Linked DNA regions of Homo sapiens: region 2 is linked to region 1. Evidence: read pairs that join two places in POLR2A ChIA-PET (ENCODE). Cell type or tissue: OCI-LY7. All regions are shown on one strand. Each heading gives the region's core, and the rest is flanking DNA. Links, peaks and the distances in the headings are about the cores only. Region 1 overlaps IKZF3 (IKAROS family zinc finger 3). Region 2 holds the start of IKZF3 (IKAROS family zinc finger 3).

Region 1 (6,653 bases), core at 2,233-4,732:
GCAGCCTCAACCTCCTGGGCTCAAGTGATACTCCCACCTCAGCCCCCTAAGTAGCTGGGACCACAGGCCCATGCCACCACACCTGGCTAGGTTTTTGATTTTTTTTTTTTTTTCAGAGACAGAGTTTCACTATGTTGCTTGGGCCGGTCTCAAATTCCTGAGCTCAAGTGATCCTCCCACCTTGGTCTCCTAAAGTGCTGGGATTACAGGCATGAGGCACTGTGCCTGGCCTACAATGTGTATTTTAAGGGCAGATGTGAGGGAGGCCATTCAGACAAGAGTGAGATATTACACAGAAGAGGGAGGAGGAGTTCATTGTGGCTGAAGTAAAGGACTGGTTGGCTGAAATGATAAAATTAGAAGAGGTAAGTTGAAGACAGATTGTGGAGGGCTCAGAAGGCCTGACTGAATGGTTTAGATTTGATTCCACTGGGAGCCATTGAAAGGTTTTTTTGAAGAGGGGGGCAAAATGATCGAACCTTTAGAAAAATAACAGAAATCCAATATTTAGAGTCACCATGATGGGGTAAGGTGAAATATTCAGGTCTTAAGTCTTAAAGTTCTTCAAGTCACTTAAATGTGTTTGCTGCTGCGTCATATAATTTCCCACAAGTGTTATCCCTCACTCTTACTATCAGCACACATCCAAAAGCAAATGAACAAAAAAGGCAGGAAAATAGAATATCCAACCATCATCATGGCTCTGATCTCAACCTAAGTGAAACTAACACTTCTTGCAGGAGGTGGAAAACAGAGGGGAGCCAGAGAACAAGAAGAAACAGGAAGGAGGAAAGAACAGAGAGAGCTGTGGGGGTGGCACTGGGGAAAGCTGAGCTGGAGACCACATTTGGTTGCTGCAGAAGTCTTTGTCCTCTGTGAGACACTGGGAAGTGCTGTGTGGATGTCATCTGTTCTCATGGAGTCACCAGGGAAGACTGTTCTTTTCTAAAGAGAATCACCCTTGAGGGAGAACAATTGCCCTTCTTCAAGGGTTTTTTTCCTCCTATCAATTTTCTTTTTTGTTTTTGAAACAGAGTCTTGCTCTGTTGCCCAAGCTGGTGCGATCTCGGCTTACTGCAACTTCTGCTTCCTGGGTTCAAGTGATTCTTGTGCCTCAGCCTCCCAAATAGTTGGGATTACAGGCACCCACCACCACACCTGGCTAATTTTTGTATTTTTAGTAGAGATAGGGTTTCACCATATTGGCCCGGCTGGTCTTGAACTCCTGACCTCAAGTGATCCACCTGCTTAGGACTCCCAAAGTGGGGAATTACAGGTGTGAGCCACTGCACCTGGCCTCTCCCACCAACTTTCAATGACCAGACTCCTTGCTGTCCAAAGCCCCGCGCATGACATGCACTGCTCTTGGTCACCTCCTGGGGAAGGAAGGGCCTGGACTGCAGTGCCTTATAGGCCGAGGTCTGGCGCTGCTCTGTCACCTGCCAGCTGTGTCACTCCACCTCTCTGATCCTCCTTCCTTCCATGGTAAAAGAGCCTCACTGGTGGTTCCTAATAGCCCAAAAATACTATGACATTGTAATGCTTACAGGATTATGGACATCAGGCCTTTGGGAAGGGGTTGGAAAAATACTTTTTTTTCTCTTAGAAACAGGTATTAAAACTGCTTCCTGTTGCTGTTAACCAAAGCAGGCAATTTCTCATTAGTTACTTCACAGGGAGATCCGATGGTTTGTTGAAGTGTCAAAACCTCATTAACATGTTTACCACAGGTGAGTGAGATCTTTTTTTCATGTTCTTTTCGTTATGAAAACTTCCTTTAATAAAGTAATACATAAAACTTTTAAAATAAGGAGATGCTATGGTAACCACTTTGGTCTGAATAACATCTGTTTTTTTGGGAAAGAATAAAAATCAGGAGAAATATGCAGAAATGTAGTCATTTTTCTTCTGCATCCAAGAGAGAAATCCATTTTGAGCCAAGTATTTGAGGATGGCCTAGTTTGAAGTGTAGTCAAACAAGTTTATAACAGGAGAACAAGATTCAGAGAAAGGAAATCCCCTAAAGGACAGTATGTGCAAAGGAAGGTCTTCTTGTCCTTTGAAAAGAACAACTTAAACAGAATTATTCTGACAATGTAAAGATGGTGATTCCTGATGGACGTGTGTCCATTTTTTTTTTTCCCATTTGAAACAAAGACATACAAAATTTCTTGGAGAATTAGAAAAAAAAATATTTTTCTCCAACTTGAGAGCATGTTTGTGTCTCAAAATACATTTAGACTTGATCCAATCTGTCCCTCTTCCCCAGTTCATCTCTAATGGATGCAAAATGCTCCCTACTGGTAATTATCGCCAGCCCGCCTGAGATAGCAGCGGGCTGACCTGATGGTCTATTTTCACCTTTACCCTCACAGTTCAAGAGGTCAGGGAAGTCAAGGCTGGTCTGAGTGCTGTGCAACTGTCAGCAAGGATTAAAGGGAATGACTCACTCTTCCTTCACACCTTACCCATTGCCATTACCCTGGCAGCTGAATCTTCAAAAAACAGTGCCTTGGAGAGGAAATATAGGAGAAAGGAGAGAAGAGGAGAAGAGAAGGGAGGAGAGGAGGGAAGAGGAGGGGAGGGAACAAGAGGACAAGAGAGGAGAGGTGAGGTGAGGCGAGGCAAGGCGAGGGGAGATGGAGAGAAAACAGTAGCCCCATGTTTTACATCACTTCATCTCATACACTGCACAGTGTCACAAATAATGTTCCTTTCTCCCTCCGTTGACATTACTATTTTCTATCACAAAGGTTGATTCAATTAAATAATTTAAGGGGTTTCTTTTATTTTTAATTTTTAAAAACCTTTCAAACAAAAGTTTAGGATATAAGTTAATGCAAGAAGATTAGAACAGTGCCCAAAACAAGAATACCATATATATGACAGGAACTCTTAACCTTCTGTATGATGAATGAATGGACAAAAAAGTGAGTGAACAAGTAGTACTGCCCTAAGTAAAACACATGAATGTCGGGCTAATGCGACTGTGTTTTAGATTCTCAGATTTATACCATCTTCCTAAAACAAAAAAGACTCTAAAAACCTAGGATATGGTTTATAGCATAAACACCACATCTGTATAGCCTTGAGAAAAAGGCTATCTGAAGTTACGCACATGGGCTTTCTAAACACACAGTGGTATCAATAATTGCTGCCTTTTATTTCTTTTCTAATTAATCTCACAGACTTGTACATGGGAGGAGACTTCCTGGTCACTTCATCACCTATTCAGTCTCCTCATTTCACAGATGAGTAAAGAGAGGCCCAGAAAGGTTCTGTGATTGGTCTAAACACACAGTTAAGAAATGACAGAGCTAGGATCAGAACCTGGGTCTTTTAGCTTCTAATCCAGTACTCTTCTTATTGCACTACAACACAACTTACGAAAAAAAAAAAAAATTCCCCCAGTTATTCTGGGCCCTGAAGCCCTGAAGTTGCTACCTCAATCAAGAGCTAACTCTACTAGGTTTCTGATTCCAGCACAGAGAGAATGTGATGGTTCAGAAGATGAGAGAAATCAACACCTACAAGATCAGCATCTCTCACAAGTCTGGAAGTAGTGAAGTGAAAATCCTCTGGTTGCAATTGTAGCAAACAAACGAAATAGATCCCCGAGGCAACAGGCAAAATGGCATGAATTTGCACATATGAAACATGCTATATTTTTGAACCCATGAAATACCAAAGCAACTTTTATTATATTAAGTAGGGCTTTAGTTCAACTATAGGTTTAGGGCAACCGAAAATACTAGGGACTGTCTCTCAAATTTTAGTTGTCTTACACCAAAATGCATTGACCACAACTGGATTGAAATTAAGTCACAGCTGGGCGCAGTGGCTCACGCCTGTAATCCCAGCACTTTGGGAGGCCAAGGCGGGTGGATCACCTGAGGTCGGGAGTTCAAGACCAGCCTGACCAACATGGAGAAACCCTGTCTCTACTAAAAATACAAAATTAGCCAGGCATGGTGGTGCATGCCTGTAATCCCAGCTACTCAGGAGGCTGAGGCAGGAAAATCGCTTGAACCCAGGAGGCAGAGGTTGCGGTGAGCCGAGATCGCGCCATTGCACCCCAGCCTGGGCGACAAGAGTGAAACTCTGTCTCAAAAAAAAAAAAAAAAGAAAGAAAGAAAGAAATGAAGTCGCTTTACATTTTTTTCTTGCCCAGCTCTCCCTATGATGTCCCTCCTCTTGTCGGCTTCAGCCATTTCTAGAGTCAAAGCTTTCTCCAGACCAGCCTGGGCAACATGAGGAGACTCTATCTCTACAAAAAGTTTAAAAATTAGCTGAGCCTGGTGGTGCGTGCCCATAGTTCCAGCTACTTGGGAGGCTGGGGTAGGAGGATTTCTTGAGCCCAGGTGTTTGAGGCTGTGATTGCACCACAGCACGCCAGCCTAGGCAGTACAGTGAGACCCCGTCTCAAAACAAACCAACAAACAAAACCCATAACTTTCTCCAAACTAAAATACACTCAGAATAATAAGGCAAGCTTTCTTTTGTACTCCAGTCAGAACCTCTTCACATAAGTAAAGCCCAAAAGATATATGGGAATATTTGTAGACAATGTCTTAAACTCACCATTTGTTTACTGTGCCTAAACTCTAAATGGAAGTCACTACATGCTCCCCTGACATGTCTCACCAAGGGGAGGGAGGACAGCAAGGAGGAGGGGATCTCCCTAAACTGAAATATACCAACTTTTCTCTGACACAATTTGTTCTTAAAGTGACTAAAAGTGCACAAAAACCTTTCAGCTAGTCAAAATAAAATAAGTAGGCAGAAATACCAAATTAGGTAATTTTGAAATATATGGGTTCTTTCAATATACCTCTATAATTCACATAGACTGTTTGCTTGTCAAAACATTATCTATACCAGAATCAAATTTAGTCAGATTTAAAAACCAGGCAGGCAACTTATTATCTGTAAGAGCTATTGAGAAGAATAAATACAAAAGGACTGAAATAAAAAATCAACAGCGGCAAGCAGCTTTGGAAAAAGAGGCTGAGACAGGTTTCTAAAATATTACTGATGTTGAGGGAGGTCTATTTTCATGTGATAACTATTTTTGTTCAATATCACCAACTTTCAATTTATAGCAAAACTGATACATTCAATTTCAGCTGTCTACTTCACAAATACAAATCTATTTCAAATATCATGGTCACATTTATGTAAACATCTGGGAGAGTTCAGCAAAATGTCTCTGCCATTTGGAAGTCCTAACACTTCAATGAACATAATTATTTCATACCCATCTCATTCTGCTGTATTTTTTGACAATGTGAAAACCAATGGCATAAAAATGAACTCCAGTAAGACAAATGATTAAATCAAACCTTGTTATTTAAATCTATGTTTGCCCAACCACTTTCCCTTAAAGCCAATTCTCAAATTCAAGAAAATATGGCAATATGTTTTAGAGCATGAAAAAAGTTTGAGCATGCTAACGAACCAACTTGTAAAATATAATTACAAAAGATTACAAAAATGCTATCTTGAACATCTTACTGGTATAAATTGCATAAACTCTCTCATGCAACATATGTCATTCAGAGTAAAGAGGAAGGAACAGGATTTTAAACATCACATCCATTTAGGAAATTGGATATCAACTACTCCCATCTCCTGTCATGATGATGCTTTAGTTAATATCTTTTATTCTATTTTCCAGAGCTATCAGAATGAACCATGAAGAATAAAAGTACACAATGAAAAACTAATTATTTTAACAGAGGTTAAGCTAGGAAAGGCCTTGTGTAGCAAGCATCCTATGTTATTTCATTCAAACTATCTGCTAACAACAGCAGGAAAAAGGTTTGTATTCTTACCAATGAATTTCTGAGGCATTGAGCTTTTTCGTTTTGCCACATTGCTTGCTAATCTGTCCAGTACGAGAGCTCTTTCACTTCCCATCTCTGCTTTGATGTGTCTTGCCTCCGCACTTGCTAGTTTGGAAAAATGTAAAAAGAAGAGAGAAAAGAACACATTGGTACATGGGGAGAAAAGGAAATAAACTGGAAGGAGAAGTGTCCGAAGTTGGATGCACACTCTATTGTTGTTACCTGTTATAACTGCTCAGATTCTTGCCTGGGGTACCTGCTGTGGTCAGTGAAGCCGACACCAGGGCACATTCAAATCTTGCAGTCTTATGCCGAGATGGGAAAGCTCGACCCATCCCCAACCAGTACCTTCATTAGCAAGAGGAAGTATTAAATAAACAGCCTGGACGTGGTTGGTTGCAAAAAGATAGATAGATGGAGATCTAACCCCCGATCAGCCTTCTTTCTGATTCTGAGTAACTGCGTGTGACACCTGCAGACTGATATAATTCTTAACAACTTTGAAAAAAAAGCATGGTGCCCCAGATTTACTGCTCTGTTTATGTTAACAGCACTTTTGAAAATAGGTACACTCACACAGATAGCAAGACATCTACTCAGTGATTTGTGTATTGAAATTCTGAGTGGTTTCTTTCTTTTTCTTTTTCTTTTTTTTTTTCAGCACGCTCCTCTCAGTTCCTATCTTTCATATTCTGTTTCTCTGTGCTCTGTATTATCTGTTTCATATGCTCTTCACATTTCAAAATAGTCTCAATTAAAATTTCCCTAAGCAACACTTCTGCCTTGAAATTAAAGAACAATTTGTAT
Region 2 (6,653 bases), core at 2,005-4,504, 86 kb after region 1:
TTAAACAAATATGACTACAGGCCTACTATGTGCTGGGGACTGGGTTGGGTACTAGTTACCACCGATTATAAAAAGATCCCCAGCTACGCATGGTGGCACATGCCTCTAGTCCCAGCTACTCAAGAGGATGAGGTGGGAGGATCGCTTGAGCCCAGGAGTTTGAGACCAGCCTGCAATGTAGAGAGACCTCATCTCAAAAATTAAAAAAAAAAAAAAAGAGAGAGAGAGAGATCCCTAAACTTTGGAAAATAACAGTCTAGAAGGGGCTATAGGTGTATTAATCAACAAAATAAACAAGAAACTTAGTTGCATAATCCTTAGATAATTCAGAGTAGAAAAATAATAGTTTTGTTCTGTTTCATGAGTGACAGTATTGAAATGTTTTCCATTTCTTATTTTAAAAGTTTCCTTCATTGGCTGGGCATTGGTGGCTCACATCTGTAATCCTAGCACTTTGGGAGGCCAAGGCAGGAGAATCTTTTGTGCTCACGAGTTCAAGACCAGCCTGGGTAACATAGCAAGACTATGTCTCTATTAAAAAAAAGGAAAGAAAGAAAAGTTTCCTTTGTAAACCCACAATAACCTAATCTGCCAAAAATTTCATCTCTAAGAACACTACTAAGTACAATTTGTGACATATTGCCAATTCCACTGTTATAAAAAATCACTCAGTAAGCTGATTTTAAGTACTGACAATAAGTAAAGAGTAATGCACTTTGTTTCATATCCATTACCAAGTACCTAGTTTTTTGTTTGTTTGTTTGTTTTGAGATGGGGTCTCACACTGTCACCCAGGCTGGAGTGCAGTGGCGCGATCTTGGCTCACTGCAACCTCCACCTCCCAGGTTCAACCAGTTCTCCTGTCTCAGCCTCCCGAGTAGCTGGGACTACAGGCGCCTGTAACCATCAAGTACCCAGTTTTTAAATATCTCCTGGATTGGACACATATCTAACATAATATTTTCATATGGTATTGGTATTTAATATAATACGGTAATTCCATATTATTTTCATTTACTGTATACCACTTTGGACTTACATTTTTTGTTGTTGTTGTTGAGATGGGTTCTCACTCTGTTGCCCAAGCTGGAGTGCAGTGGCGTCATTACAGCCCACTGAAGCCTCAAACTCCCAGGTCAAGCCATCCTCCCACCTCAGCCTCCCAAGTAGCTGGGACAAGTGCACACCACCACACCAGGCCAATTTACTTTTATTTTATTATTATTTTTTATGAAACAGGGCCTCACCATGTTGCCCAGGCTGGTCTCAAATTCCTGGCCTCAAGAAATCCTCCCACCTTGGCCTCCCAAAGTGCTGGGATTACAGGTGTGAGCCACTGTGCCCAGCCCTTAAATTTTTTAAGTAACTTTTTAATTAAAAAAAAAACTTTTAATTTTGGATGCAAAAACCAGATTTCAATTAGACTGAAAAAATAACCTCATTCAGAATCACTAGGGATAAAAGTATTTTGATGAGTTATATAGTAATATTAATTAATAAAGTTATACACAGATTACTTTTCAAACAATCTATATATATTATAAATAAATTATAATTATTGTTTCATTATTGCATCTTTTTTTTAGTGATCCAAAAGGCCTTGGTGTCATCCTTATGATTTTTTTTTTTTTTGAGACAGGGTCTTGCTCTGTTGCCCAGGCTGTGGCATGCTCATGTCAGTGCAGTGGCATGCTCATGGCTCACGGTAGCCTCGACCTCCCAGGCTCAAGCCATCTTCCTACCTCAGCCTTCCAAGTAGCTGTTACTACAGGCATGTGCTACCACACCTGGCTAATTTTTGTAGTTTTTGTAGAGTCAGGGTTTTACCATGTTGCCCAGGCTGGTCTTGAAGTCCCAGGCTCAAGCAATCTGCCCGCCTCAGCCTCCCAAAGTGCTAGGATTACAGGCGTGAGCCACCACTCCTGGCCTCATCCTTATAATTTCTAATTATCATAAATATACCAGTTAATATGGAGCTAAATTTAATAAAGGCTAAATAGCAGAGTACATTCTATGGCCTTGTGATGTGTAGGGTCTCTTTTCAAAATAATTAATGAATCCTTAGGACAAAAGACATTTATTGAGCACCTACTATAGGCAAGTTTCTGTGTTAATCACTCAGTTCTTCTCATACATGGTCTGGAACTATAGCTTGACATATGAGCCAATTATCATTGGACATCTATCTAGGCCAGGTGCAGTGGCTCACTCCTGTAATCCCAGCACTTGGGAAGGTTGAGGCGGAAGGATCACTTGTGGCCAAGAATTCAAGACCAACCTGACCAACATAGTGAGACCCCCATTTCTACAAAAAATGAAAGATAATAAATCAGCAGGTCATGGCGGTTTGTACAATAAATTACCAGGTTATGGTGGTGGATGCCTGTAGTCCTAGCTACTCAGAAGGTTGAGGCAGGAGGATCGTCTGAGCCTAGGAGTTTGTGGTAGCCTGGGCAACAGAGCAAGGACTATCTCTTTAAAAATAATAATAAAAAAAAAAAACTGGATGTCTGATAAAAGATCTACCAATAATCAATAATCTTTTAGTCCTAAATAAGTGTAAGTATATACATTTATATATGAATGAAAAGTTTATAACAATGTATTTTTAAAGTATCACTTGAAAGCGTATGCTATTTTTATGGCATCATCTATATCTTACTGACTGAGAAAACAAATTTCTGCTCATATTCAATGGATATTTTAATGGACTAATTGCGATCCTGAAATCTGCTTATGTAAATTTAACAGTTAAAATTTGGCTTTACACAAAAAAGAATGAAATCATATCCTTTGCAACAACATGGATGCAGCTGGAGGCCATTATTCTTAGTGAATTAACACAGAAACAGAAAACCAAATACCGCATGTTCTCACTTATGACGGGGAGCTAAACACTGGGTACACATGGACTGTTATGAATTAATGTGACCCCCAAATTAGACACTGATGACCCCAAAATGGGGAAGGGTGGGAGGAGGGCAAGGGTTGAAAAACTACCTATAGGACACTATGCTCATTATTTGGGTGACAGGATCAATAGAAGCCCAATCCTCAGCATCACATAATATACTTATGTAAGAAACCTGCACATGTACCCCCTAAATCTAATTTTGTTAAAATTGGCTTTAAGTGACAGTCTAGCAAAAAATATCCAATAACATTTTTGTTTTCCAAGCTTTCTTTTTCAATTATACAGTTTAAGTGCTTAAAAAATTACTGAGCTTTATCAAAGAATTACTAGCCCCAATCTCCTACTTTAAAAATTTATTTAAATAAAATGCATCACAATAAACATAATAAAAAGTACTTTTTCAGCACTATTTTAATTGAATGCAACAAATTCTGAGGGCCTTCTATGAACCAGAAACTGTCCTTCGCATTCAGTGTACAAAAACAAGACACAGTCTCTGTTCTCCAGAAGCTTAAAGACCAGAGGGGGAATAAACACCTACATCAATAAATAATTTCAACACAATGTGGTAGAAGTATACACAGAAAGGAGAGGCCCTTAGCTGAGGTGAAGGAACATGAGAGACTGGGTAGGGGTGATCACCAGAAGGCACTAGGAGGAGGTCATCAGAAGAAGGTCATCAGAGAGCCTTCATGGCGATGATGCCTGAGCAGAGTCTTGAAAGATGAGTAGGCATAAGCAAGTAGAGAATGGGTGAACATAATAGCAAAGACATGGAAGCATGAAATAGCATACTGGATTAAAGGAAGTACAAACAGGAATTTTGAAAAATTATGTTCTACCAGGACGCCACGGCCTTTCTGTGGCTTTTGTTTCTTAAAACCTTCGCATTTCATCCTCCATACGCTCACAATGGAGGGCAAACAGATTCCATCATCTACAGGCTTTATCTCTGTTAATCTCAGCCATCCAGAACATGGAAAGGGACCTGAAACAAAACCCTACTACCACAAAATCTATGTGGTAAGAAATATAAGCTGACATCAAGAAGGAGACAAAAATTGTACAATATCCTAGGTATGTTTGGTGTAGGGGCATTCAGCTCAAAACCCCTGTGAGAATATATTATGGAATAATATATGATCTGATGGTGAGAACAGTAACTCAGAGTTGCCGAGATAAACTTATCTCTTATGTACCTTGCTTATAAAGCAGGGAGCTGTGTAATAAATATACTTAGAAAAATCTTTACTCAATATTGTTAAAAATAAAAATGTTTTACATTAAATAAGAAGTCTGCCATTACCTGTGAAATTCATGTTTGTGAACCACCTCATTTCCCGACCATAACAGACAGAAGAGATGTTATAGTACAAATAATAAAATTTAGTGATTCATAAACAGTCTTTGGGTAGAAAATATTTAAGGTCACAGATTGTGAGAAAATTAAAAAGTTATAGCTTCTGATTTTAGTATATTCATTAAATCTTCATTTCTACAAGATTTCTATTTCAAAAGCTTATTCATCTGACATCTTCATACATAGAAAGTCTCAATAAATTAATTAAAAGATAAATGAATTTGTTAAATGACTTTATATGCTGAAGGAATGATATACAGTATTGCATTGTACAATAAACTGTTATGAATCAATGTGACCCCCAAATTGGGCAGAAAATAAAGGTATTCCATGAAGTATTCTACTTTCTTACATTGCCAAGAGAGGTATACACTATAGACCAAATCTCTAATCTAGACTGAGATCAAAACCACAAGATGATATAAAAATTTTTTAAATATCAAAAACATGGGCCAGATTAGTCTATTTTGGGTAGCTATAATGAACCAGATATTTTACCACATCAAATACTCTATACGCAAGGACCTGACATTAAAATAGCCAAATTCATATAATTAACCTCTTTTTAAAATTTAAATGTTAAAGTTTTTTCATTAAGCATAATCTATACTATCTATCTCCATGGACCTATAGATTTAATCTAATCATGTAAACACAACTTTAAAAAGTTATTGATCTACATTCTCTTTCCATTTATAGTCTACACACTCTAAATTAAATTCTACACAAGTTTTCATTCTTTTCTTCTTAAGGGAGTCTTCAGGCTTATTAAACATCTGTGTTAGTACACCAATAACCTAAGATATGCTATTTAGTTTCTTTATTGCACATTAAATAAATGAATTTGGAAGTATTAACATTTATAGAGAAATACTCCAGTTTCTATGGATTTACATGATTCTGTACATTATCCTTGATACGTGGTATGGTTACGGCTAGGAAAAATAGTGTTGGAGTACTGATTTATAATTTCATAAAAACAAATTAATCATTTGTAATAATTAAAGCATATGAGCTTTTCAAAAATTATTTTTCCCATAGTATACAACAGCCCAACTTTTTTTCCTTGTTATTGGCCAATAAAACCTTTGTTAAAAATTACACTTCAATAAACCATTATTTAAATGTTAAAAATGCAAAATTTTTAAAGTTTTCAAGCCCTAATTAAAAAAATTAAAAGCATAAAGTTTTTGATATTTTAACAACTTTATATACTCTAGAAATAAAGCTGCCAAAGATCAGTTCATTGTTAATTAGAGATTCTTCCATTATTATGAAGAAAATACCCACGATCTTCATATTTATCAAAGTAACATTTTAGTTAGGTGTCAATATCTCATTTTTAATAGAATGAAATTCTGAATTTCTTAATCCCACCATCCCCCCCCGAGTTGAGATGCATTTGCCATTTTCAAGGTTTTAGAAACACTTGTTGAAAAGACCATTGAAGAGTTTACAGTAGCAGTGTGAAATTTTAGGTATCCCAAGGAAGTACAGAATGAAAAATGTTTGAGAAGCAAGGATAGTGTTACGACTTTCAAAATTAATTCATATGAAACTCCTAATGTGAACCTGATTTTTTGCGCTGGGTAAAGAAGACTCATTAGAAGATCGAGTTCCAAGGGAACTGCAAATGCCAACCGCTTTAAAATGTACCTTTCCCATATGACACCATTTACCCTTGGAAGAAAACAAGTTACTCAGATTAGTCTAATTCCAATAAACACTGAGGCCATGAAGGAAAAAATATCCAAAAGGGTTGATTATTCCACCCCAGATTTGCAGCCATTTCAGGGACACCCCTTAAGTGCTCTTCCTCTGCAGATGTAGGGTAGACCCCCCATGTCTGACAACTCTTTAGAAATAAAATTGCGAAGAAGTTATCACTTTCCAAAGGGCGGGGGAAGGACAAGTGAGAGACGTTAAGAGAACCGACGCGCTTTGTCCTCTGAAATACCTCATATTTACTTTTGACAAAAGAAGTAAATAGAAGCAAAACTGAGATTCAGAAGAAACTCTTTCTACTGCTTGCACAGGTTAAGTTTCTCAAAGACCCCGGAGAAAAGAAGCGGGCTGGAGGCTCACCTTCCATGTCGCTGCCGGGCCGGGCTGGAGCTGCCGCTGTGGCTACTCGGCCTCTCCACGTGCTCCTGCCGTCGCCTGGACTCAGCGCGCAGCTGGCGGGAGATTCCCGGCGCGGGGAGTCCCCGGGATCCGGCAGCCGCGTCGGCGCAGACTGAAAAGGGCAGGAGCCGGCGACCTGCCGGTGCGCGGGGTTACAGCGGCGCTGGCTGGCGGCGGCTTTAAAGGACGCTGGCCGCGGAGTGCCGCGGGTTCCGCGCCTCCAGCCCCCTTTCGAATGTCAAACCCAAGGAACCC

What was found. ChIA-PET counts read pairs that join two places held together with the same protein. Peaks named below come from ENCODE experiments on the same cell type or tissue, not always from the same donor. Only the 100,000 strongest peaks of a DNase experiment are listed, where the experiment ranks them.
Region 2: POLR2A ChIA-PET joins it to region 1 with 59 read pairs; 11 of 35 experiments call an interaction of 5 or more read pairs at or near these places.

Annotation. Positions count from the first base shown.
Region 1 is chr17:39,771,817-39,778,469 of GRCh38, forward strand. IKZF3 (IKAROS family zinc finger 3) reads right to left here. Exons shown (of 8, transcript NM_012481.5): 7 at 5,835-5,951. Among named protein-coding and RNA genes, the nearest start is that of GRB7, 37 kb to the left of the region's middle. RefSeq lists an enhancer at 846-905 and a silencer at 6,565-6,653. In OCI-LY7, for the core only: no CTCF peak of the experiment used is centred there; DNase peaks (open chromatin) are centred at 3,555, 4,310 and 4,616; H3K4me3 peaks cover 2,500 bases; H3K27ac peaks cover 2,500 bases.
Region 2 is chr17:39,857,761-39,864,413 of GRCh38, forward strand. IKZF3 (IKAROS family zinc finger 3) reads right to left here and starts at 6,552. Exons shown (of 8, transcript NM_012481.5): 1 at 6,360-6,552. The coding sequence starts at 6,366. RefSeq lists enhancers at 3,656-3,815, 6,174-6,293, 6,304-6,393. In OCI-LY7, for the core only: no CTCF peak of the experiment used is centred there; a DNase peak (open chromatin) is centred at 3,551; H3K4me3 peaks cover 2,212 bases; H3K27ac peaks cover 2,332 bases.